3 separate regions of the Homo sapiens genome follow, and all the other regions are linked to region 3. A link is a contact called in ENCODE Hi-C data. All regions are on one chromosome and are shown on one strand. Each heading gives the region's core, a stretch centred on a gene start or an enhancer-like site at or near the end of the contact. The rest is flanking DNA. Distances are from core to core; before and after follow the strand shown. Region 1 overlaps MAML3 (mastermind like transcriptional coactivator 3). Region 2 has its middle 35 kb from the start of TBC1D9. Region 3 overlaps LOC105377448 (a long non-coding RNA gene).

The links. A loop is a pair of places that touch in the nucleus more often than their neighbours do. Pooled maps may share reads with other maps.
Region 1: a pooled map shows a loop between it and region 3 (4-fold over the local background). The contact joins two enhancer-like sites. A Hi-C loop is called at or near these places in 2 of 37 single-sample maps with no recorded cell type and 1 of 50 pooled maps.
Region 2: a map with no recorded cell type shows a loop between it and region 3 (11-fold over the local background). The contact joins two enhancer-like sites. A Hi-C loop is called at or near these places in 2 of 37 single-sample maps with no recorded cell type and 2 of 50 pooled maps.

What each region holds. Positions count from the first base shown.
Region 1 is chr4:139,976,736-139,980,233 of GRCh38, forward strand. All of the region lies in intron 1 of MAML3 (mastermind like transcriptional coactivator 3), which reads right to left. Among named protein-coding and RNA genes, the nearest start is that of MAML3-AS1, 150 kb to the right of the region's middle. RefSeq lists an enhancer at 2,370-2,419. Within about 2 kb of position 2,141, at least 2 of the 41 ENCODE cell types and tissues checked have a DNase peak (open chromatin) inside an H3K27ac peak, as active enhancers do.
Region 2 is chr4:140,789,556-140,793,325 of GRCh38, forward strand. No RefSeq gene overlaps it. Among named protein-coding and RNA genes, the nearest start is that of TBC1D9, 35 kb to the left of the region's middle. Within about 2 kb of position 1,461, at least 7 of the 41 ENCODE cell types and tissues checked have a DNase peak (open chromatin) inside an H3K27ac peak, as active enhancers do.
Region 3 is chr4:138,975,844-138,979,414 of GRCh38, forward strand. The region is part of intron 2 of LOC105377448 (a long non-coding RNA gene); the gene reads right to left. Among named protein-coding and RNA genes, the nearest start is that of NOCT, 38 kb to the right of the region's middle. RefSeq lists an enhancer at 1,382-2,203. Within about 2 kb of position 1,773, at least 4 of the 41 ENCODE cell types and tissues checked have a DNase peak (open chromatin) inside an H3K27ac peak, as active enhancers do.

The DNA.
Region 1 (3,498 bases), core at 891-3,390, 1.0 Mb after region 3:
GCTTAATTAAGTTTGATTCTATACTTATTTTTCTGCCTTTTAAATACATACCCTAAATTAAAACTAAATCAGTGGTTCTCAACTAGGGTGATTTTTTTTTCCCTCCAGGGCACATCTGGCAATGTCTGGAGATAGTTTTCACGACTGTGGGGAGAAGAGGGTGTCACATCCATTAAACAGAGGCCCAGGTACTATGGTCTGAATGGCTGTATTCCCCCAAAATTCATATGTTAAAACCTGATCATCAATGTGCCATATTAGAAGGTGGGGCTTTTAGGAAGGGAATCAGGTCGTAAGGGCAGAGCCTCATGAATGGGATTTGCCCTTATAAGAGTTCCTGGTGAGCTGCTTCGGCCCTTCCACCAGGAGACATGCAGCAAGAAGGCACCATCTATGAACCAGGAAACAGGCCCTCACCAGACACTGAATCTTGATCTTCAACTTCTCAGCCTGCAGAACTGTGAGAAATAAATTTCTGTTGTTTATAAACCACCCAGTTAATGGTATCTTGTCATAGCAGCCCAAATGGACTAGGGATGCTGCTGAACATCCCAGAGTACGCAGGACGGCCCCCGCCACAGAGAAGAATCTAATTTAAAATGCTGATAGTGCCGAGGGTGAGAAACTCTGGCCTAAATCATCTCTGATAGAGATCCCCAAATTATGATAAAGCAATAACCATTTTAGTCCAAGTGTGTCCTTCACATAAGACTAAGGAGTGGAAGAGTGGAGCTCTGCAAATTGCATTGTTTAAAAATGCAGTCAGACCCTACTTTGGAACATTCTGCCCTTACTGGTAATACTAATTATGAACATATAGATTAAGTCTCCAGATAAGAATTAAAAGGATGTTCTGGCCAGGCGCGGTAGCTCACGCCTGTAATCCCAGCACCTTGGGAGGCCGAGGCGGTTGGATCACCTGAGGTCATGAGTTCGAGACCAGCCCAGCCAACATGGTGAAACCCCGTCTCTACTAAAAATACAAAAATCAGCTGGGTGTGGTGGCATGTGCCTGTAATCCAAGCTACTCAGGAGGCTGAGGCAGGAGAATTGCTGGAACCCAGGAGGCAGATGCTGCAGTGAGCCAAGATCTTGCCACTGCACTCCAGCCAGGGCCACAGAGTGAAACTCCCTAACAAAAAAACAAAAAACAAAAAACAAAAAAAAAACAAAAAAAGGATCTTCTATGCTCTTTTCTGTTCCTACACAGAAATTACAGGAAATTCATCACAGAATCAGTGAACACCAAAGCTGAAAGGGACTGCAGAAGGTAGCACAATGGATCCTCTCACTTTACTGATGGGAGGGGAAGTGGTGCAGACTGAGGTCACAGTCTTGCTTTCAGGCCCCAGCTGGTCAGTTTCAGAGCTTGGATTAGAATTCACTCCATCCCTCAGGTCTGTGCTCCTTCTCCTTGACTCGGAAGCAAATGTGAAGAATGGAGCCCAAGAAGGTTACAAAAAAAAGTCTTTGGACCAAAGTCTCTCTCTTGATTTCAGCCTCAAAGGAAGTGAGCTAATGTGGAGATGCATGGCACTCCTGGCTCCCCATCTTTGGGAGTGGTGAGCCTCCCAAGCACAGGAAGATTCAGCACCAACTCTAGCTGCAGATCTATCCCAAGGCCCAGATTGCATTAGCCAAGACCTCTCCAGGAAGCCTGTTGGAGTGAGCAGAGAAGAGCCTCAACAGGTGGCAAGTGGTCTCAAGTGCCACTTCTCTCTGAAAGGAAAGTCCTGCAAAAATGAAAATCTGCAAATGCTTTAAAAACGAGTGGCAGAGGATGGCGTCTCTGCCCTTTCTCCTCCTGGGTAAAGGGCAGTTGACCCTCACTATGTCTTCCAAATGCCTCCCATGACTTCCCAGCATCAACCACATCAAAAAAAAAGAGAGAGAGAGAGAGCACACAACTGCGCTAGGCATTCACAACATTCTCTTCCTTCAGGGGCTCCAATCTGGGCCCTGGCAGGTTATCAAAGAGACTTGGGTCTCTTTGTCCCCCATCCCTAATCTGTCTTGGTGTCTCTCTTTGGCCCTCCCATGGATGACATCCCCCCCAGAGACCTTGCCAGTCAGCCTGCCCACCTGGCCTCCCCACAGAACTGGCTATATAGCAGGAAACGGATTTGCCACTTCTCCATTTCCAGATGGCACTGAAACAAGTACACATCCTCCTTTCACTTTCAAAGAGCTCTATGACTACTTTCAAAGAGCTCTATGACTACTTTCAAAGAGCTCTATGACTAGTTACCTTAGAGAAACTGACAGAACAAAGGAACAAGCCTGCTTATGTGGTACTAGTAAAATCATAATATCAGCCACTACTTATGAAGCATTTTGTATGTGTCCGGCTCTGTATTAGGTGTTACACCTGCATTATCTACAAGCCTTTCATCAATCCTGCAAGGAAAGTATTAGTTTTACTCCCATTGTAAAGGTGAGAGAACTAAGGATTAGAATGATTTGAGACCACAGAACTTGTAAATAAAATTTTAAACATTTTGGTCTAAGTTGCCTTTCTCTTCAACATGCTAGAAATGAGTCTAGACTTACCTGGCTCATAGCTCCCTCTTTAGCTCTTTTACATGGCATTCATTTAAACATGCCTTCTCACATTTTTCTGCTTGGAGGCAGAGCTTGTCCAACCACCCCTCCATAGACACCACTGCCTCCCAGCTCCATTTGCCCCTGTCTGCTGAGCTCCTTCTATACTGTCCACATGTGTTCTCTAGTTGCTGCTTTAGCTCTATCCATGCCCAGCCACTAACAGTTGGGTTAGTGGTTGCTACGGTTTGAATGTGTCCCCTCAAAACTTCAGGTGTTGCCAATGTGACAGTATCAAGAGGTAACAGGGCCTTTAAGAGGCCATGAAGGCTACTCCCTCATGAATAGCAGTAAGGCCCTTATAAAAGAGGCTTCCCACAGTGTTCAGTTAGCTTGATCTTCTACCTTTCTGCCATGTGAGGACACAGTGTTCCTCCCCTTTAGAAGATGTGGCATCAAGGTACCATCTTGGAGACAGAGAGTAGCCCTCCCCAGACATCTGAACCTGCTGGTGCCGTGATCTCGGACTTCCCAGCCTCTAGAACTGTGAGAAAACAAATTTCTGTTCTTGATAAATTACCCAGTCCTGGGTATGTTGTTACAGCAGCACAAAATGGACTAAGGCAGTGGTTCTCTGGAACAACTGCCAATAGTAAGTAGGAATATCCCATTGTCCCACCCAGGGTCTAGGTGAGTACGGACAGTCTCAGGGCTTGACTGAGCACTGAGCTATTTTCTCTCTGGACTATCTTACTATCTGTTTGGCTGGCCTGCTACAGAGCTTCTGGGATCTGGGCTCTCCCTTTATGCATTCGGCATCTTCCAGAGGCCAAGCCCAGCCCGGACTCCAGCTAGCTGTCTGGAGGCCCTAGTTCAGACAAGCCTCTTTATCTTAGGGCTTGAGGCCTGGCTTCTGGGATCCCTCATGTCATCTGGAAGAAGGATCCTGTTGGCTTT
Region 2 (3,770 bases), core at 211-2,710, 1.8 Mb after region 3:
GCATGCACCTGTAGTCCCAGCTATGTAGGAGGCTGAGGTGGGAGGATCACCTGAGCCTGGGAAGTTGAGGCTACAGTGAGCCATGATTGTACCTCTGCACTACAGCATGGGCAACAGGAGTGAGACCCTGTCAAAAAAAAAAAAAGGAAGAAAAAGAAAGATAACTTTATAGCATTCATAGCAGGAGAAAAACAGAGGACAAAGTCAGATTACTGTGTTCCACAATTTGTACAGTACAAGATTTCTAAGGAGAAAAAGCGAAAAGTGAAAAGTGCACTATTCTATTGCAAGACATAGCAAGTAATTGCCAACTTCCTTCAAAACTGAAACATGAATGTTCATGCTTATAGCAAATGTCATTGCACAATTAAAGGCACAGTGTGCCTAACGTATGGCATTGTCAGCGTGTGAGTAATCTGTGTGTTATGTTTGACACGAGACATATGAGGTGTCATGACTAACTAAGGATACATTCTGTCCTGGCAGTTTCAATAGCATGAAGCATGACAATAATGGGGAGGGAAAATGAAGCCAAATACGTGGAGAGAGAGATATGTGTTTTTTTTGAGACAGAGTCTCACTCTGTTGCCCAAATATATGAATACATTTTTAAAAATCGTGTCTTCTATTTCATGGACTTTACTTTTCATCTTGCATGAAAAGTGAGAAAGGAAGTATAAAGTGCAATTGAATCAAGCTTCTCTTTTCGAAGTTGGTCATTACCTTATATAAGAATGTGTTTCTGTGCCTCTGTCTTTCAGTGAGGAGAAGGAGGGAGATGTGGGAGAGGAACAAGCTTGACATCTCCCTAGTGCTCAGTTATTGCCAGTAACTGTGCTGGTGTGTTATCTGTGCTGTCACTGACGCAGAGCAGCAGGAGGGGTTGGCGTTAGAGTGAACTCTAGGAACAGGCTCTAGGGTGGGGGTCCTGGTTCAGCCACTTAGCACTGTGACTGAGCAAATTCTCAACTAGCCATAGCAACTAACAGGGCATTGAGAGTTTGCCCTGTGTGAGGCACCATATCAAGTATTCTCCTATTATTTTTCGAATCCTCACAACATCCTTCTACACAAGATAGAAGAAATTGAGGTAAAGTTAAGGCAGAAGGAATGGCATAAAGAGGAAAAACATCTGGGTTCTAGAGTAATACTGCTGGTGTTCATGTCACCGCTAGACCACTTATTACCTGTGTCACTGTTGGCAAATTATTACATTCTCTTGAGACAGCTAGGGCATACTTTGAATAGGGTTTGGCACATAGGAAGAGCTCAGTAATATCAACTCCTATTGTGACTCAGTGAAATGGCAGGTATCCCTGTTTGTGAAGTACATTAACTGCTTAGTCTTGAGGAACAGAGAGAACAGATATCATGACTTGAGGACACTGGTTTGAGGCCAGAAAATGTACATACAGCTATTGTAGGCTGGTATTGAGGACTGTGCGCGTGCTCACTGGTCCGTGTCTACTCCAACAGTGCATGTTCCTCTTTCAGTTCCTCTTTGGGGTCTGGGTGGGGAGAAGTGCAAAGGGAAGAGGTGTCATGCCTTTGTGATTTCTTTCAAGAGCAAATCAAGGCTTCCAGTAATGAGTACCCTAGAGTGTCAAGACATTCTCTAGCCAAAAGGCCACCAGCTTCCCAATAAGGAGAGTATCTGTGACATGTAGCACACCCAACAGAAATAAACCTCATGAACTCAGAATTCTATCTGGGGGGACTCTTTATTTGTGCTCCAGAACTTTGAAGGCTAGTAGTAAGGCCCATTCAAAATATAAAGACATTTCTATGTTATAATACTCAGAGGATTCTTTAATCAAAATTTGCGAACATGGCAAAAAGCTAGTTTAAAAAGATGAAACTCTCACTGATGTAATGAAAAATTTATCAGTTATGTATTTATCTCACTAAGTGATGAATTAGTTTATGCTTAAGCTCATTTTCAACACTGGTGCTCAGATTTTACAAAATTGCTTTTAATTACCAAACCCCCCCAAGACTCAGAAGGCAGCCAGTATAAGGGCAGTTGTCTGTTTTTTTAGAGGGAACATGAATAAATGCATTCATGCTTCTCCTTACGAATCACTACTCTTTCTAAGGCTCTATTTTTTTTTTTAAGGGATGGGGTCTCCATCCCTCTGTCACCAAGGCTGGAGGGCAGTGGTGCTATCCCAGCTTACTGCAGCCTCTGACTCCTGGGCTCAAGCAATCCTCTCTCCTCAGCCTCCCAAAATGCTAGGATTACAGCTGTGAGCCACCGTACCCAGCCGTCTTTAATTTTAAAGGAGCAGTCTGAGCTCTGTTGGCCAAGAAGGGCTGTAGATGCTGGAGGCCTCTTCTACAACCAGCCCAAGTTCCCTGCCACTTTGACAATCTGAGTGAGGGTCTTGGCTTGGCAGCCCCAGAGCCAATGAATGGCTAGAGACCCATCCATAATCCAGAGCAAAATTCCCATTTCTGTTTGGTTATTCTTTTCTTTTCCTCATCTTATCCATTCTCTAGGTTTTATTTCCAGCCTATTATGATGTATATTTGGTCTGGCTAGATAAGACAGTCTCCAAACAGAGACAGAATGATCTTGAGAAGAAGATAGCAACATCATTTGAATGGTTTCCATGGATTTTATTTGGGGTTAATTGATCTTAGCATCTCCTAAGTAACCTGAATGGTTCAAAATGCAGCCTTCAGTTTTTCCTGTCTGACTACAGTTAGGTCTTGATTGAGATCACCATGGTAATCTGTTTTAAAGTATGAAAAAGGGCCTGCTTAAGGCCAACTAGCAGAGAGAAGGTATATCTCCAGGTTTGAGGCACATGCTGTTGTCTGCTTCTTTCTAAAGACACCACCTTCTGTTTCCAATGTGAAAAGAGATAAACAGAAATTTCAAATGATCTGGTAAGGATAATAAAATAGAGTATGCAGGCCGGGCGCAGTGGCTCACGCCTGTAGTCCCAGCACTTTGGGAAGCAGAGGTGGGCGGATCACGAGGTCAAGAGTTCGAGATCAGCCTGGCCAACGTGGTGAAACACCGTGTCTACCAAAAATATAAAAATTAGCTGGGCATGATGGCAGGCGCCTGTAATCCCAGCTGCTCAGGAGGCTGAGGAAGGAGAATCACTTGAGCCCGGGAGGCGGAGGTTGCAGTGAGCCGAGATTGAGCCATTGCACGCCAGCCTGGGCTACAGAGCAAAACTCTGTTCTCAGAAAAAAAAAAAAAGTGCATGCAATACTTAAAGAATGACTATTATCCAATAAGATAAACCATAAATAATTCCTAAGATTACCTTAATAGTATTTTCTGATATAAGAAATTAGCTTTAAAATCCTATAATTATAAAATTATAAAATTAAATTATGTAAAATAGGGTAAAGTTATTCCTTAAAGGTTATATATATGATTAAAACATAAAAGATTAAATGGCTTCTGGCCACTGCTGGCAATGGCTAGTTTCTCTTTAGTATATGGGTAGCCTGGGAAGAGATGAAGAGTAAGGGAAGGGGTTAGAACTGGGTCTTCCCTAAGTCTCATTATCCCCGTCCTGCCTCCCTTACAGCCCCCTCTGCAACAGATAGGAGAGATTTGGGGAGCATCAGCCTGACTTGCCATGCAGGGTAAGACAGGAGAGGGATTGTCCTGTTCTGTGCAGAGGAGGCCCCCATGGTACCCCCATCTCCCCACCAGGCTGTTGGAGACTTGAGAGGTAAATGAGGGTCAGAGAGTGGCCTTGTTCCTCCCAGGATCAGGCTGTGATGTGTGCATGCTGCTTAGGTGG
Region 3 (3,571 bases), core at 523-3,022:
CTGTAACCCAACCACTCTGGGCACATGTTCTCATGACCTCCTGGGACTGTGTCACACAGGTCATGGTCCTCACCTTTAGCTCAGAATAAATCTCTTCAAATATTTTACAGAATTTGGCTTCTTTTTTTTTTTTTTTTTTTTTTTTGGCCAACAATTTATTCACTCAGTCACATCCATTTATTAAGTATCTACCATGTTTCTACCATGTTTTACCTGCTTACTTTTTTTTTTTTTTTTTTTTTTTTTTTTTGAGGCGATATCTCACTTTGTCACCCAGGCTGGAGTGCAGAGGCACTATCTTGGCTCACTGCAACCTCTGCCTCCCAGGTTCAAGCCATTCTCCTGCCTCAGCCTCCTGAGTAGCTGGGATTACAGGTGCCCGCCACCACCCCCAGCTGATTTTTGCATTTTTAGTAGAGATGGAGTTTCACCATGTTGGCCAGGCTGGTCTTGAACTCCTGACCTCAGGTGATCCGCCCACCTCGGTCTCCCAAAGTGCTGGGATTGAGGCCTCCTGCCCGCTTTTTTATATCTCCAAGTGTAACCCATTATACTACTCATATATGGATTATGTGGCCTTCCTATATTCTCTCTTAACACTGTCTATATATCTTTAGCAAAGCATTTATTACTTTCTATTGCAAAAATCCAATTCCATGTGTGTCTTCTAAGTTGACAGTGGACTAGGAGGGAGGAAAGCACCAACAGATCCTTTTCTCCTTTGACTATTCAGCACCTGGCCCAGGTGTTGAGTAAATGAAAGACAGTATGTGTCAAATAAAATAATAAGACTTCACATAATAGCAAAATAAACTCTATTCTCCTAAGGCCTACTCTGAGAGTGAACAGGAAAGATTGGGCACTTGTGAGGAGTTAACAAGTGAACAAACACATTCTCTAACAATGAAATAACAGAGGGCTCTTTAAAATCTACTCTTAGATTTTTTTTTAAGCATTGGAAGGAATGGTAGAGATCATCTGGAGGACTCCACCCAATACTCTGCCCTTTTCTACAGGTAGAAAAATGGAGGTTATAAAATCTCAGCTGGGCAGGGCAGGGTGGCTCATGCCTGTAATCCCAGCACTTTGGGAGGCTGAGGTGTGTGGATTATATGAGGTCAGGAGTTCGAGATCAGCCTGACCAACATGGTGAAACCCTGTCTCTACTAAAAATACAAAATTAGCTGGGTGTGATGGTGCATGCCTGTAATCCCAGCTACTCGGGAGGCTGAGGCAGGAGAATCGCTTGAACCCAGGAGGCAGAGTTTGCAGTGAGCTGAGATCGCATCATTGCACTCCAGCCTGGGCAACAAAAGCAAAATTCTGTCTCAAAAAAATAAATAAAATAAAGACAAAATCTCAGCTGGGCACAGTGGCTCACACCTGTAATCCCAGCACATTGGGAGGCCGAGGCAGGCAGATCACTTGAGGTCAGGAGTTCAAAACCGGCTGGCCAACATGGTGAAAGCCTGTCTCTACTGAAAATACAAAAAATCAGCGCAGCGTGGTGGTGGGCACCTATAATCCCAGCTACTTGGGAGCCTGAGGCCGGAGAATCGCTTGAACCCGGGAGGCAGAAGTTGCAGTGAGCCGAGATCGTGCCACTGCACTCCAGCCGGAGCGACAGAACAAGACTCCATCTCAAAGAGAAAAAGAAAAAGAAATCTGCTTAAAATCCTACGCGTGGTTGGTGACTGAGACATAATTAGAGTCCTAGTTATTGGATACTGTGCCCCTCCCACTCCACATGTGTTGAAAAACAGAGCTGACCAACTGTGCAAGACGGACCCTTCGAGCACTAACTTCTGCTTTCACAAATGCAACTCTCCATTTAAAAATGCAAATCAGAGAAGAAACATCTCATGAGTTCTGCTTCCCTCCCCTCCTCAGTTTGTCATTTATTTGACCTGGTCACATCCGCTTCAGGACCTTTGCATCCTCTCCTCCCCAGTGCAAACATCACATCCCCAGGAAGCCCTTTCTTTATTATTCTCTCTCACACATACCCCGGGCCAAATCAGATTCCCCTCTCTATACCAGCAGGACACCCTGTATTTCTCCTTCATGGGATTTATCACAGCTTGAAGTAACATATTTTTGAGATTGTTTAATTAACATCTGTCTAATATATCCTCCATCAGATTAAGAGTTCATAAATTATGTCTCTAGAGATAAGGGGTATTCTAAAAGCACATCATACCAACCTGGGGGTAGAAATGGGATTGGTGTATTAATATCAAAACTATCCCTTTGAATCTACCCCACCTGCTGCTGTGGGTCCTTCGAACACAATTCCAGACCCCCACCCATCCAGGGTTCTAGGAGTCCCAGCGTATGCCTCCCATGGGCAAACCTGAGCCCTCTCAGCTCTCTAAGACATCTCACATTTCCTCCCTCTGGGGTGCGGCTCCCTGCAGCAATGAGCTGCTGAGGCCTCTGTGCGCTTAAAAGCCACCTTTGTGTTGTCAGATATGGTATCTGGGTTCCAATCACAGAGATTTTAATCAAATAGTTCTTTTGGTTTTTACTCCCAGTCCCTGCTTCCTAGAGCTCAAGACTGGGGTTGGCAAAAAAGAAAAAAAAAGAACTCCCCATCCAATCCTGAAGCAAAGGCTTGGATTATGCTTGGGTGCCTTGACGCCCTTTAATCTTGAGACAAATTCTTTTCCAGAAGCCTTCTTGGTGGCTCATCTAAATAATCCCCAGTACAGCCTACCAAATGAGTCTTCCAGTGACCCCAGGTCCGTGTGCATTAAAGTGAAACAGAAGCCAGGGCATGATAGTGAGACCCCCTCTCTATGAAAGAAAATTTTAACAAGTTAGCTGGGTGTGGTCACATGAGCCCGTATTCCCAGCTACTCAGGAGGCTGAGGCAGAAGGATTGCTTGAGCCCAGGAGTTCAGGTTTGCTATGATGGTGTCAGTGGTGTTCAAACCAGAGCAACTCCGTCTTGAGTGAGGACTAGGAAAATGAGGCTGGGACTTGCTGGGCTGCATTCCCAGAAAGTTAGGTATTCCTAGCCTCTAGGTATTTACAGTTAAGGGAACAGATTGATAACATTTACTAAACAGACCCAGACTTGAGAGTGTCCTGATATCTTGATATCTTCAGAACAAAGGCATTCCGAATTTTGCTTTATTTATTTTATGTTATTTTAATTTTTTTTTTGAGACGGAGTCTCATTCTGTCGCCCAGGCTGGAGTGCAGTGGCATGATCTCAGCTCACTGCAAGCTCTGCTCCTGGGTTCAAGCTATTTTCCTGCCTCAGCCTCCCGAGTAGCTGGGATTACAGGCAGGCACCACCACGCCCGGCTAATTTTTTGTATTTTTAGTAGAGACAGGTTTCACCATGTTGGTCAGGCTGATCTCGATCTCTTGACCTCGTGATCCACCTGCCTCGGCCCCCAAAGTGCTGGGATTACAGGCGTGAGCCACCATGCCTGGCCCAAATTTTGCTTTAAAGATAATGTTGATTCTTGCAAAATATAGTAATTAAGAAAATTAATCCTTTATCACAAACCCTTATATCAGAGCACGTCTCCCCATGATCTTTTTTTATCATATATATATA